Linked DNA regions of Homo sapiens: region 2 is linked to region 1. Evidence: chromatin loops called from intact Hi-C (ENCODE). Cell type or tissue: heart right ventricle. All regions are shown on one strand. Links, peaks and the distances in the headings refer to the core of each region. The heading gives the core; the rest is flanking DNA.

Region 1 (5,373 bases), core at 253-5,252:
TGAGCTCACACTCTTTCCTGTCACAGTGTATGCTAATACTCCAAAAAAAAAAAAAAACAATGTGCCTGATCCTTGGGTCCCCATTTGTTGCTGGACCGTTTGACTTATTTGTCAATGTTTTTATTTATCTCTTTGGACCTCGGACTTTGGACTGATTTTTAGGTGTAGCCAGCTCGCTGATCCCTCCTGGGTGCCCCCATGGCCAACCATGACCAGCAGGGGACCCTCCAACTCTGTGCACCTGACAACCTGCGTCTGTGCTCCAGGACTCCAGCTTCTGCCCCTCTGGCCTGGGCTCTGGCTGGACCTGTCCCACAGCTTCCTCTCTCTTCAGGTGCCTCAGGACCCTTTTCCATGTTGAAAGCTGCATTTAGAGAAGAGATCAAAGATATAAGGGATTTTGCTGTTGATGGACAGCAAGCTTTAGAGGCATAGGTGATGTGTTTCAGGTGTTGAGGGCAGTGGGAGGCAGGGGCAGAAACAGGGACTGTGCAGATCCTTATGGGGCTTTCTGCTTGGCATGACTGCTCATAGATAGGTAAACCGTATAATGCAGTTACTCCTGGTGGGTTCAAGGCTTCACCTGGTGGTGAAGCTGTGGCTTTTTGTGAGGGCAGGGAGGGTACGTATGTGGGGCATCCTCTTGACCTCTGTTTATGGAGGTGACAAGGCCTGAGAAGCCTGGTTGTGACTTTGGCATGCAGGCCCCCATATGGCCCTTAATGTGGCCCACAAGCCCTTCCTTATCTGTGGAAGGCTGGAGGCCAGGAAAGGGTGGTCATAATCCCTACTCTGGGCAAGCTCTTATTCCAAGTACACAGAGCTCCTCCTTGGGCCCTGAAGATAGGTTTGAGAGCTTATTCTTGGAGCATAGTCCTCCTCTTGATTTCTGTCTTATTCCATCTGTCCCTCTATCCCTCCCTCCCTCTTTCTCTCCATCCATCCATCCATCCCTCCCTCCCTTCCTCCCTCCCTTCCTCCCTTCCTCCCTCCCTTCATCCCTCCCTGCTTCCCTCCCTCCATCCATTCCTCCTTCCCTTCATCCTTCCATCCACACATTCTTCCCTTCCTTCATCCATCCATCCATCCATCCATTTCCTGAACACCTGGTATGGGCTAGGCTTTCTGCTAAGCCTTCTAGGGGATAAAAAAGTTAGTAAAACAATATAGTATAATCTGATGTGTGTAAGCGAAGGGGAGGGGTTGGATAAAATGTCTTCATGCATCATTCCTATTCCAGACAGCAGTGAAGAAAGGCCTTGAAAACAGCACAGAAAAAAGGACTATGGAGTTTGACTGCTATAGAGAGCCCTTTATGAAGTGTTACCTAAAAAATCAAATGATGATTTGTAGCTTTTACACTTGTCATGAAGCTTAAATAAGATAATGCATACAGACTGCCTAGCAGAGTGCTTGGAGTATAGAAAGCATTAAGAAAACGGGGTCTGCTACTGTTGTTGCTGAGGAGGAGACGGTCTTTACACTGCTTTTCTTTCTCACTTTCTGCTTCTCACTACCTGCATTGCAGGCCTGACCTATTTTTTGTACCAGGCTCCAGCAAAACTTCTGCAGAGCGAGGCTTGATGCCGAGGGTGCCACACCCTGGTGTCCTCAGTGCATGGCCAATGAGTAAATCCCGTAGAAAGGAATGAGGCCAGGGAAGAGCATGAGTGGTCTTTAATTCAAAGCAGGGAAGCTCCAAGAGGGTGACTGGGGCTGAGAGTTAGCGGTGGGTGGAGGAGGGGGCCTTGGCATCTTCTCTTTATGTCTCTGAGCTGTGCCTTCGCCACCCCTTCTGGGTCACTCAGTTCTCCTTCATGTCCTTGATATAGTCCTGGACCCACTTGTCACTGGGGTTGGTACAGACGGAATGGCCCCTTTTGGTGATGAAGCTGTGGAGCAAGAGGGAGAAGGATCACAAACCGAGGGGCCCAGTGGCCGGAAGAGACAGCCCATCTTCCCTCCCTCCTAAATTCCCCACCTGACCTATACTGCTTTTCCTTTCTTCCACAGAGGCAGCTTAGAGCCAGTCTCCTCTCTGAGACATACTCTTCGGTTCCTAGGACCCCTAGACCCATCTAGTCTCTGTGTCCCCCTGAGGAAGTGCCCTCTTGCCTTCTTCTCCCTTCTCTGTCATCTCCCCATCCATGGGGTCAGTTTCCCCATGGCTCCTGCAGGCTCCAGCCAGAAAGCGCTCAGATTGCCCCTCAGCTGCCTCTCCCCATGTAGTCACACCTGGGAGGTACGCTGGGGGTCCCCATTCCACCACCACTCCCTGCTTCCCTCCAGGAGGCCCTGCTGGCTCCCTCTCCCCCCAGTGTGATGTGTGTGTACCACCTACACAATTCCGGGCTTGGAGCACTGGCTGTTGGTCTCATAGTAATCCATAATCCGCTGACGCGGGATCTTGTAGGTAGTGTAGGTGAAGCAGCACTCTGAGGGGTGGTAAGGTCCCCCTGAGGAGAGAGCATCAGATGCTGAGGAGGGGCCCCTTGTTAAAGGCCATACCATTGGCTGCTCCTGCAAGCTGAGGGCATGGAGGAGGGAAGGAAGGAGGAGACAGCCCCTCAGAACTTGGAGGGGAGAGTAGGCTTTCCTCATCTTCTCTTCTCCTTCTCCATGGTACTCCTGGGCTCTTCTTTTTCTCCTCCCTCATCATCAATCACCCTTCCTCCTTTTCTTCAACCCCTCTTGGAAAGACTGGTGGATGACTTTCAACTCCAGGATTGAAGAGCAGCACACTCAGATCTTCTTACACCATCTCTGGGGGCCGACTGGCAGAGAAGGCTAGGGACTTGGCCAATATCATGCAGCCTTCATGCCTTATTCGGGAAAGGTGCTCCAAATAGGAGGAATATTTGGAAGAAATCCCAATAGGGATTTGGAGACATGCCATTTGGGAATGCAAACCCAGCCCCTCCTAGTGCTCCACCCTGCCCATGTCCCCATTGAACCGACAACCTGCAGAGAGAGCAGGATGCCCACAGCAAGCCCCAAGGACAAAGGCCACAGAGTCAGGGCACCCAAATCCTAACCTAACCTTGCCTGTGCTTCCTGTGTACTGTGGCCATTTTACTTTCCCCCTGTTCCCTCCTCTGTAAATGAGGCCCTTGGACTGCATCAGTGGTTTTTACACTGAGCTCCCTGGAGCTCTGGGGGCCTCAGGGACTATTGTGGAGGCCTTGCTGCATTTGAGAGTGGTGTCTTGTACCCTACTCAACCCATTTTTTCTGTTTTACATATTGGGCCTCTGTGGAAGATATTGCTTGAAGAAAAGGTTTTGTGGTCTAAAAAGTTTTAAAAATCACTGGATTGGGTGATTTTTTCATCTATTTTCTGATTGAGAAGTTTCATGGCTTTTATAGGAGAAGCAAGGTGACAGCAGCCACCCCAAGCTTGAATTATAGAGGTAGCAGGAAGGACATTGTAGGCCAAGAGCCCTGTACAAACAGGCACATGTTGTGGTTATGGAGTGGAGAAATCAGGTGTGTGCATGTTATGTGACCCTGCTTCATAGAATCATGGATGTGCATCACAATGGCCTCAGAGGTCACTGAGGGTGGCCAGATGTCTGGGTGGAAGGGTCTCATCCTGTTTTCCAGCTCCATTCCAGGCAGCATCCTCACGATCCAAAGAACGGCATAAGGGGCCCCTGTTTCCTGAGACCCAGTCAGAGCTCCTATACTCTCCCACCTTGTTCCTCTGAGCTGACAAATGACATCGGAGAGGGCAAGTCAAACTGTGCACATACCCACCAACTTTAGCTGTATTTTAACAACCTTCGGTTTCCCCCCAGTTTCTGAAAAGGAGAGTAGGTAAAATGGAAGAGTGATAAATAGTTTTGGTTATCTCTAAAGGCAGCTTATTCTAAGAAATCAGCTGAGAAAAGGGGGCCTAGGATGGACCCCACACTGTCGTGTTTCCCCCCAGCCCATACCCAAGCAATGCTGCACTCACTGGGCACAGGTGACGCTGGAAGCAGGCTGGGCCCAAACCTCAGGAGGCCAATAGAAAAATGCCCTTGAGGGGCTCAAGACACTGCTCCTAATCTCCCTGAGGAAATATACCCCAAATGGGGTGGGCCACTCTTTTGCTTAGCGGCAAAGAGAGAGAAATTGAGGGAGTAGAGAGGCAGGCTGGTCTCACTCCATGTCCTTGAGGGCAAGGGGGGACTGGTCCTGGGGGGCAATGATAAGAGATCAAGGCCATGTGAGGCCTGGAGATTCAGGATCTGTTTATTTGGAGACTAGAGGGCATTTGGGGTAGTGGAATGAAGCCTGGAGTCTCCCAAGTCAAGTCTCATTGGTCAAGGCTGGAAGATCCCAACTTAAACTCTTAAGCAGAACCTACAGTCCTAAGTCTCATCTCCATCCTGCTCACCACACCATGGGGTGAAGTGCTGTGGTGCTCAGTAGATAATTCATTTATATAATGTTGCTATACACACAATTTCAAGAAGATACCAGCCCTCCTTTCTGAGTCCCTGCTCCTGGTCTTCCCCTGAGCCCCAACCTCACTCCTGCTTATTTCCCTGCAGGCTCTAGGTTGGAAGGAAGACAAGGCATTGCACTCACGTGAGGAGGATTCAGTCTTGGTCCCTAGGGCGATGGTGATGAGGAGGAAGAAGGGAATGGCAGCCACGGAGATCTTCATGCTGTGGGAAGCTGTTGTGGGAGGAGAGCTGGCCTGGTGGGAGCTTCAGAGGCTCCTGCGGTGAGGAATTGTTGAGAAATGATCATTGAGGCCAAATATTTTTTAAAATAAGGGAGCTGAGACTTGGAAGGGAAGTAGGAAAGCAGTGATGCCTCAGCAATTTCATATCCTGCACATGTGTTGTTGGTGGCCTGAAGGAAGCAGGGAGAGCCAAGGTTTAAGGGAGGAAATGGTCTTCCATCCCCAGTGGGAAGAAGTTCAACTCTTTTGATAGAAGCCTTTCCCTAGGCATGAACATGAGCACAGGGCTGGGGGCACTGTGTCACACTTAGCAAAAGATCTCAAGGCTGGATGTGTCCTGTATCCAATTCCATCTCAGGCCTTAGAACAGGCCACGTGGGGCCTGGACATTCAGGATCTGTTCATCTAGAGACTAGAGGGTGTTTGGGGTAATGGAATGAGGCCAGGACTCCTCCAAGTCAGGTCTCATTGGTCAAGGGAAATCCTAACTTAAACTCGAAGCAGAACCTGCAGTTCTCTGTCTCATCTCCATTCTGGTCACCACACCATGGAGTGAAGAAGTGCTGTGGTGCTCAGTAGATAATTCACTTATATAATGGTTGCTATACACACAAGCCACTGTCCCAGTTGCCTTATGAATATTAGCCTATTTAATCTTTAGAACAGCAGTTGAGGAAACAGGCTCAGAATCAAAGCCTA
Region 2 (5,373 bases), core at 174-5,173, 54 kb before region 1:
GCCAATCAGGAATTGAAATGGTCCTTGAAAAGGGAAAGATGACTGAATTGAGGCATACAATGAGATATCATTCTGTGGCTCTGGGAAAGTAAAATTGGTTGGCATGTTAATATGGAATAGGGTTTCTACAATACCGCTTAAAGAATGTTCCCATCCTCTCAGAACTGAAGGGAGTTTCAAACAGGCAGTTTGTGAGCCATGGTGAGTATGATGATGATGATGTGATGATGATGATACAGTCTCCTTTATGTAACAGCTGGCAGAAGACCTGGTCACACCCACACATTTTAAATTCACATAAAACTAAATATATAGGCTGGGCGCGGTGGCTCACGCTTGTAATCCCAGCACTTTGGGAGGCTGAGGCGGGTAGATCACCTGAGTTCAGGAGTTCGAGACCAGCCTGACCAACATGGAGAAACACCATCTCTACCAAAAATACAAAATCAGCCAGGCGTGGTGGTGCATGCCTGTAATCCCTGCTACTTGGGAGGCTGAGGCAGGGGAATCGCTTGAACCCGGGAGGCGGAGGTTGTGGTGAGCTGAGATCACACCATTGCACTCCAGCCTGGGCAACAAGAGCGAAACTCTGTCTTTAAAAAAAAAAAAAGTAAATATATAATATATGGCTGGGCACAGTGGCTCACACCTGTAGTCCCAGCACTTTGGGAGGCTGAGGTGGGTGGATCACTTGAGGTCAGGAATTCGAGACCAGACTGGCCAACATGGTGAAACCCCATCTCTACTAAAATACAAAAATTAGCCAGGTGTGGTGGCAGGCGCCTGTAGTCCCAGCTACTCAGGAGGTTGAGGCAGGAGAATCACTTGAACCCGGAAGGCAGAGGTTGCAGTGAGCCAAGATCATGCCACTGCTCTCCAGCCTGGGTGACAAAATGAGACTCCATCTCAAAAAATAAAAATAAAAAGTAAATATAGCTGGGCATGGTGGCCTGTACCTAGCTACTTAAGAGGCTGAGGCAGGAGGACTGCTTGAGGCCAGGATTTAGAGACCAGCCTGGGCAACACAGGGATACTCTGTCTCTAAAAAAATTAAAAAGTAAATATAAGCAGAAGTCTTCTGGCAAAGATTTCATTCATTCAGTCATTTTTTAGAGATAGGGTTTCACTCTGTGGCCCAGGCAGGAGTGCAGTGATGCAATTATTGCTCACTGCATCCTCAAACTCCTGGGCTCAAGCGATCCTCCCACCTCAGTCTCCCAAGTAGCTGGGACTACAGGTGCATGCCACATCTGGCTGATATTTAATTTTTTATTTTTCTTTCTTTCTTTTTTTGAGATGGAGTCTCACTCTGTCACCCAGGCTAGAGTGCAGTGGCACAATCTCGGGTCACTGCAGCCTCCACCTCCTGGGTTCAAGTAATTCCCATGCTTCAGCCTCCCGAGTAGCTGGGACTACAGGCGCATGCCACCATGCCCGGCTAGTTTTTGTATTTATAGTACAGATGGAGTTTTGCTATGTTGCCCAGGCTGGTCTCAAACTGCTGGCCTCAAGTGATCAGCCCGCCTCGATCTCCCAAAGTGCTGGGATTACAGGCATGAGCCACGGTGCCCAGCCTTATCTTTACAATTTTTTTTATAGAGATGGGGTCTCATTTTGTTGCCCAAGCTGAGATTTCTTAAAAAGGGACAGCATAAAATGACATGAGGTTTAGCATCAGTAGGTTTTAGTTCAATCTCGAGTTTCCATAATTCTTGTCAGGAACCTTAAACAAGTCGCTCAACCACCTTGAGTTTGAGTTTCTTCATGTAAAAAACCCAGAGAACTGGAAGATTAGTGTGGCAATGCATCTGAAAATATTCTGTAAACCAGCGTGCTGGACAAATGCTAACCTATTATTGAATTCAGCACTTCATTTCAGCGGAGCTAGGAATTCCATATTTGGACCCACCTTGACTGGAGATTTCTGAAAAAGCTGCTTCCGGTCGCATGCCTTTTGGGCTCTGTGGGCAGCCCTTGCAGAATAAAACTTAATGACGGCATAGAAACCAGGATGGGCCACTGCAGCATTTGGGAAGACCCGGACTGAATACAGAAGGCCAAACTGAGAAAATGCTGTGAACAGAGAATGCTGTGGGGGTGGGACAAGTAAATGCATGAAATCTCACGCCCAGAAAACAAAACCGCACATGCCCTCATATTCCCCAAACCTCTCTTCGCGAAGGATGCGATTCAAAACACTTCCCACTTAATCAACAGGTTTTCCTCTTAAAATCCTAAACTTTAAGAAGCACTGGAAGGTAAAACGTTCTGAAGGTGGAGAGATACCTCTCCGGGACTCTAAAAATCTGTTGGGGGTCGTCAGTTGTCAGTTGGGATCCCCTTTATAATTAAGAGTCCTTCAGCGGAGGCTCAGGCAGGTGAGGGTCTGAGGCAGGACTCCGGAACTCCCAGTCAGCGGGTGGGCAGCTTTCTCCATCCCTCCCTCCATCCTGGCCCCGGCTCACATGCAAAGCCTCGGCCGTGGGTCCGGAGCTCAGCTCCCACACTAGCAAGGTTTTGTCACTCTCGATGGGAACCGCAAAAGGTACCAACTCCGCCATCCTCCCTTCACCGCACCTGCGCGGCTAACCCTCGCCCCAGCATTGCGCCTGCGCAAGGCACGCCCGCGCTTTTTTAAAAAGAGGCGCATGCGAGGGGCGGGGACGGGGCTCGGATCGCTCCCTTGCCCCTCCTACCTAGGGCCAGCCTCTGAGTCTGTTCCCCTCCTCCAGTCACAGCCACAAGATCCCTGAGTTTAGAGCTTCCGTTCAATGCATGTTTAGGGTAAAGTCCCAAAATAGGCTGACAGGATGGAAGGGTAGGGACGTGTTTATAGAAGCCAGCTTCATCTTCACTCCTGAAGGAGATTAGGGTACTAAGTATTAGCACTTGTGGGAAATAACCACGAAAGATGCAATCTTTTGACTTAAGAGGTTTTTTTAAGAGTTTAAAATTGCAAATAAAAGTATAACTCACTAAACCATTAACAGTCTCGCATGAAATCCTTAAAAAGAATTCCCTGATTGTCCTACGTCATTCTGGTGAATCGTGTATGTGTACTTGTGGGGGTCAGATGATGTGAGAGGTTGGAGGTACGAGTGAGAAGGAGAGATTAATTTTGAAAAAAGAAAAACAAACAAACAAACAAACAAACCCACAAAGAATAAGTCCAAATAAGGCACCAACATTGGAGCTGATGGTGTCTGAGAAGGGTAGGTGTCATAATCAGCTACGTGGTGGAGGAGTGTAATCAACTGGTGGGTTCATCATACCCACTGCCCAGAAAAGCTGATTTACTGAGACAGTGTTATTGAAATAGGCAAAGAGTTTCATAAGCACAGAACCAGCTAAATAGAAGACTGGAGTTTTACTATTACTCAACTTAGCCTCCCTGAAAATTTGGAAGCTGGTGTTTTTTAAAGGGTAATTTGGCAGTCAGGGGGCCAGGGAATAGGAAATGCTGACTGGTTGGGTCAAGGATGAAATCATAGAGAGTCAGAGCTTGTGTTCTTGTGCTGAGTGAATTCCTGGTTGGGGGCCGCAAGACCAGATGAGCCAGTTTGCCCATGTGAGTGGTGCCAGCTGGTCCATCAGAATGAAGGGTCTGAAAAATACCTAGAACCCCAATATTAGGTTTTACAATAGTAATGTTGAAAGCAGTTAGTTAGCTTGGACACAAAGCAAGGGAAGGGTCCCCGGAGAGATCCCGGCTCACAGGGTCAGTGCCTTACCCCCACATAACATAAAAAGCAGCCTGGGAAAAAATTCAAGCTACCAGCACCCATAAGAGAACTAGCATAGGGTGTTGTGCCTGGAGACATGCCCACGGCTGCACAGATGGAAAAACCTCTGGCCCATTTGGATAAAAGCTTGCACAAAACTTCAGCTCACTCAGACAAAAGAACAAGGCCTGGCATAGAAATGCCTTTGTCCTTTGTATAGTCAGTGGGCTCCCAGGATGAAGTTGCTTCTACTTTTGTGGGCATGGGCATAGTGGGCTCCGGTGAGTTCCAGTGGGCACTCTACTTTCCTTTTTGGACCTGTAAGTCCAGCCTCTATGAATCATCACTTCAGCCCCTGATAGGTCTTGGGCCAAGCTAAGCAGCATCTAAGAATCATTTCAGCTCCTGATTGGTCCTGGGCCAAGGCTCCTTGCCAAGCTGAGTTCTCCAAGACAGCTGTCGGACTAAGCACATTGCTTCCCCTTCCCAGTCCATAAAGACCCCAGCCTCACAGGGGACACCCGTTCTGGCCCCCACGCTCTGCTGGCAGAGAGCTTTCTTCTTTCGCTTATTAAACTTTTGCTGTAACCCCACCTTTGTGTCCACGCTCCTTAATCATCTTGGAGGTAGGACAAAGAACTCCGGGGGTTATATCAGACAACTACAGAGTGTTATATCTTGGTGCATTGCTGAGACTACAACAGTGTTTTGTATAGGAGCAACTGGAGAGGTTAGGAATCTTGTGGCCTCTGTCTACATAATTTCTGAGCCATAATTTCTAATCTTGTGGCTAATTTGTTAGTTTTACAGAGGAGATCTGATTCCCAAGCAGGGAGGTGGTTTGTTTCAGGAAGGGACTATTATCTTTGTTTCAAAGTTAAGCAGCAAAAATTCCTCTCATAGTTAGCTTGGCCTGTGCCCAGGAATGAGCAAGGGCAGCTTGGAGGTTAGAAGCAAAATGGAATCAGTTAGGTCAGATTTGTCATAATTTTTATAAAGGCAGTTTCAGTAACACAAGAAGTAAAGTGAGTCCTACTACTGTTTATTTTAATCCTAGAATGTCAGAGCCAGAAGAGACCCTACAGGACAAGTCTCTTGTGATTTCTGAATAATGATCCTCAGACTCATGCTGTGATAAAGTTTTCACCCCTACTCTACAAAATGAGGACCATATGGAAAATATAATCAGGTTTTTTATAATTTCATAAAATAAAGTAGATTCCACTCCATTCTTCTACAAGTATGACCTCCCTATAATGTTGATACTAAAAATTTTTCTATGAAAAGATGCTAATAGAGGATAGTTGCTTTAATGCTCTTACTTGGACATTAAAATTAAAAATTAGAAACCTCGGCCGGGCCTGGTGCCTGACATCCATAATCCCAGCACTTGGGAGGCCGAGGCAGATGGATTACTTGAGGTCAGGAGTTTGAGACCAGGCTGGCCAACGTGGTAAAACCCTGTCTCTACTAAAAATACAAAATAGCTGGGCACGGTGGCTCATGCCTGTAATTCCAGCACTTTGGGAGGCTGAGGTGGGTGGATCACCTGAGGTCAAGAGTTCGAGACCAGCCTAGCCAACACCGTGAAACCCCGTCTCTACTAAAAATACAAAAATTAGCCGGGTGTGGTCGGGGGGCGCCTGTAATC

Evidence for each region. Hi-C counts contacts between places; a loop is a spot of excess contacts. Peaks named below come from ENCODE experiments on the same cell type or tissue, not always from the same donor. Only the 100,000 strongest peaks of a DNase experiment are listed, where the experiment ranks them.
Region 2: it touches region 1 in a loop (2.9-fold over the local background); 1 of 110 quality-filtered maps calls a loop at or near these places.

Annotation. Positions count from the first base shown.
Region 1 is chr17:35,981,997-35,987,369 of GRCh38, forward strand. CCL14 (C-C motif chemokine ligand 14) reads right to left here and starts at 4,733. Exons shown (of 3, transcript NM_032963.4): 1 at 4,575-4,733; 2 at 2,342-2,456; 3 at 1,292-1,892. The coding sequence starts at 4,653. The coding sequence ends at 1,805. CCL15-CCL14 (CCL15-CCL14 readthrough (NMD candidate)) reads right to left here. Exons shown (of 7, transcript NR_027922.3): 5 at 4,575-4,708; 6 at 2,342-2,456; 7 at 1,660-1,892. RefSeq lists an enhancer at 16-311 and a silencer at 16-311. In heart right ventricle, for the core only: no CTCF peak of the experiment used is centred there; no DNase peak of the experiment used is centred there; H3K4me3 peaks cover 1,070 bases; H3K27ac peaks cover 1,508 bases.
Region 2 is chr17:35,928,167-35,933,539 of GRCh38, forward strand. It overlaps RDM1 (RAD52 motif containing 1), which reads right to left and starts at 2,607. Exons shown (of 7, transcript NM_145654.4): 1 at 2,466-2,607; 2 at 1,910-2,089. The coding sequence starts at 2,561. In heart right ventricle, for the core only: no CTCF peak of the experiment used is centred there; DNase peaks (open chromatin) are centred at 2,643 and 4,196; H3K4me3 peaks cover 1,001 bases.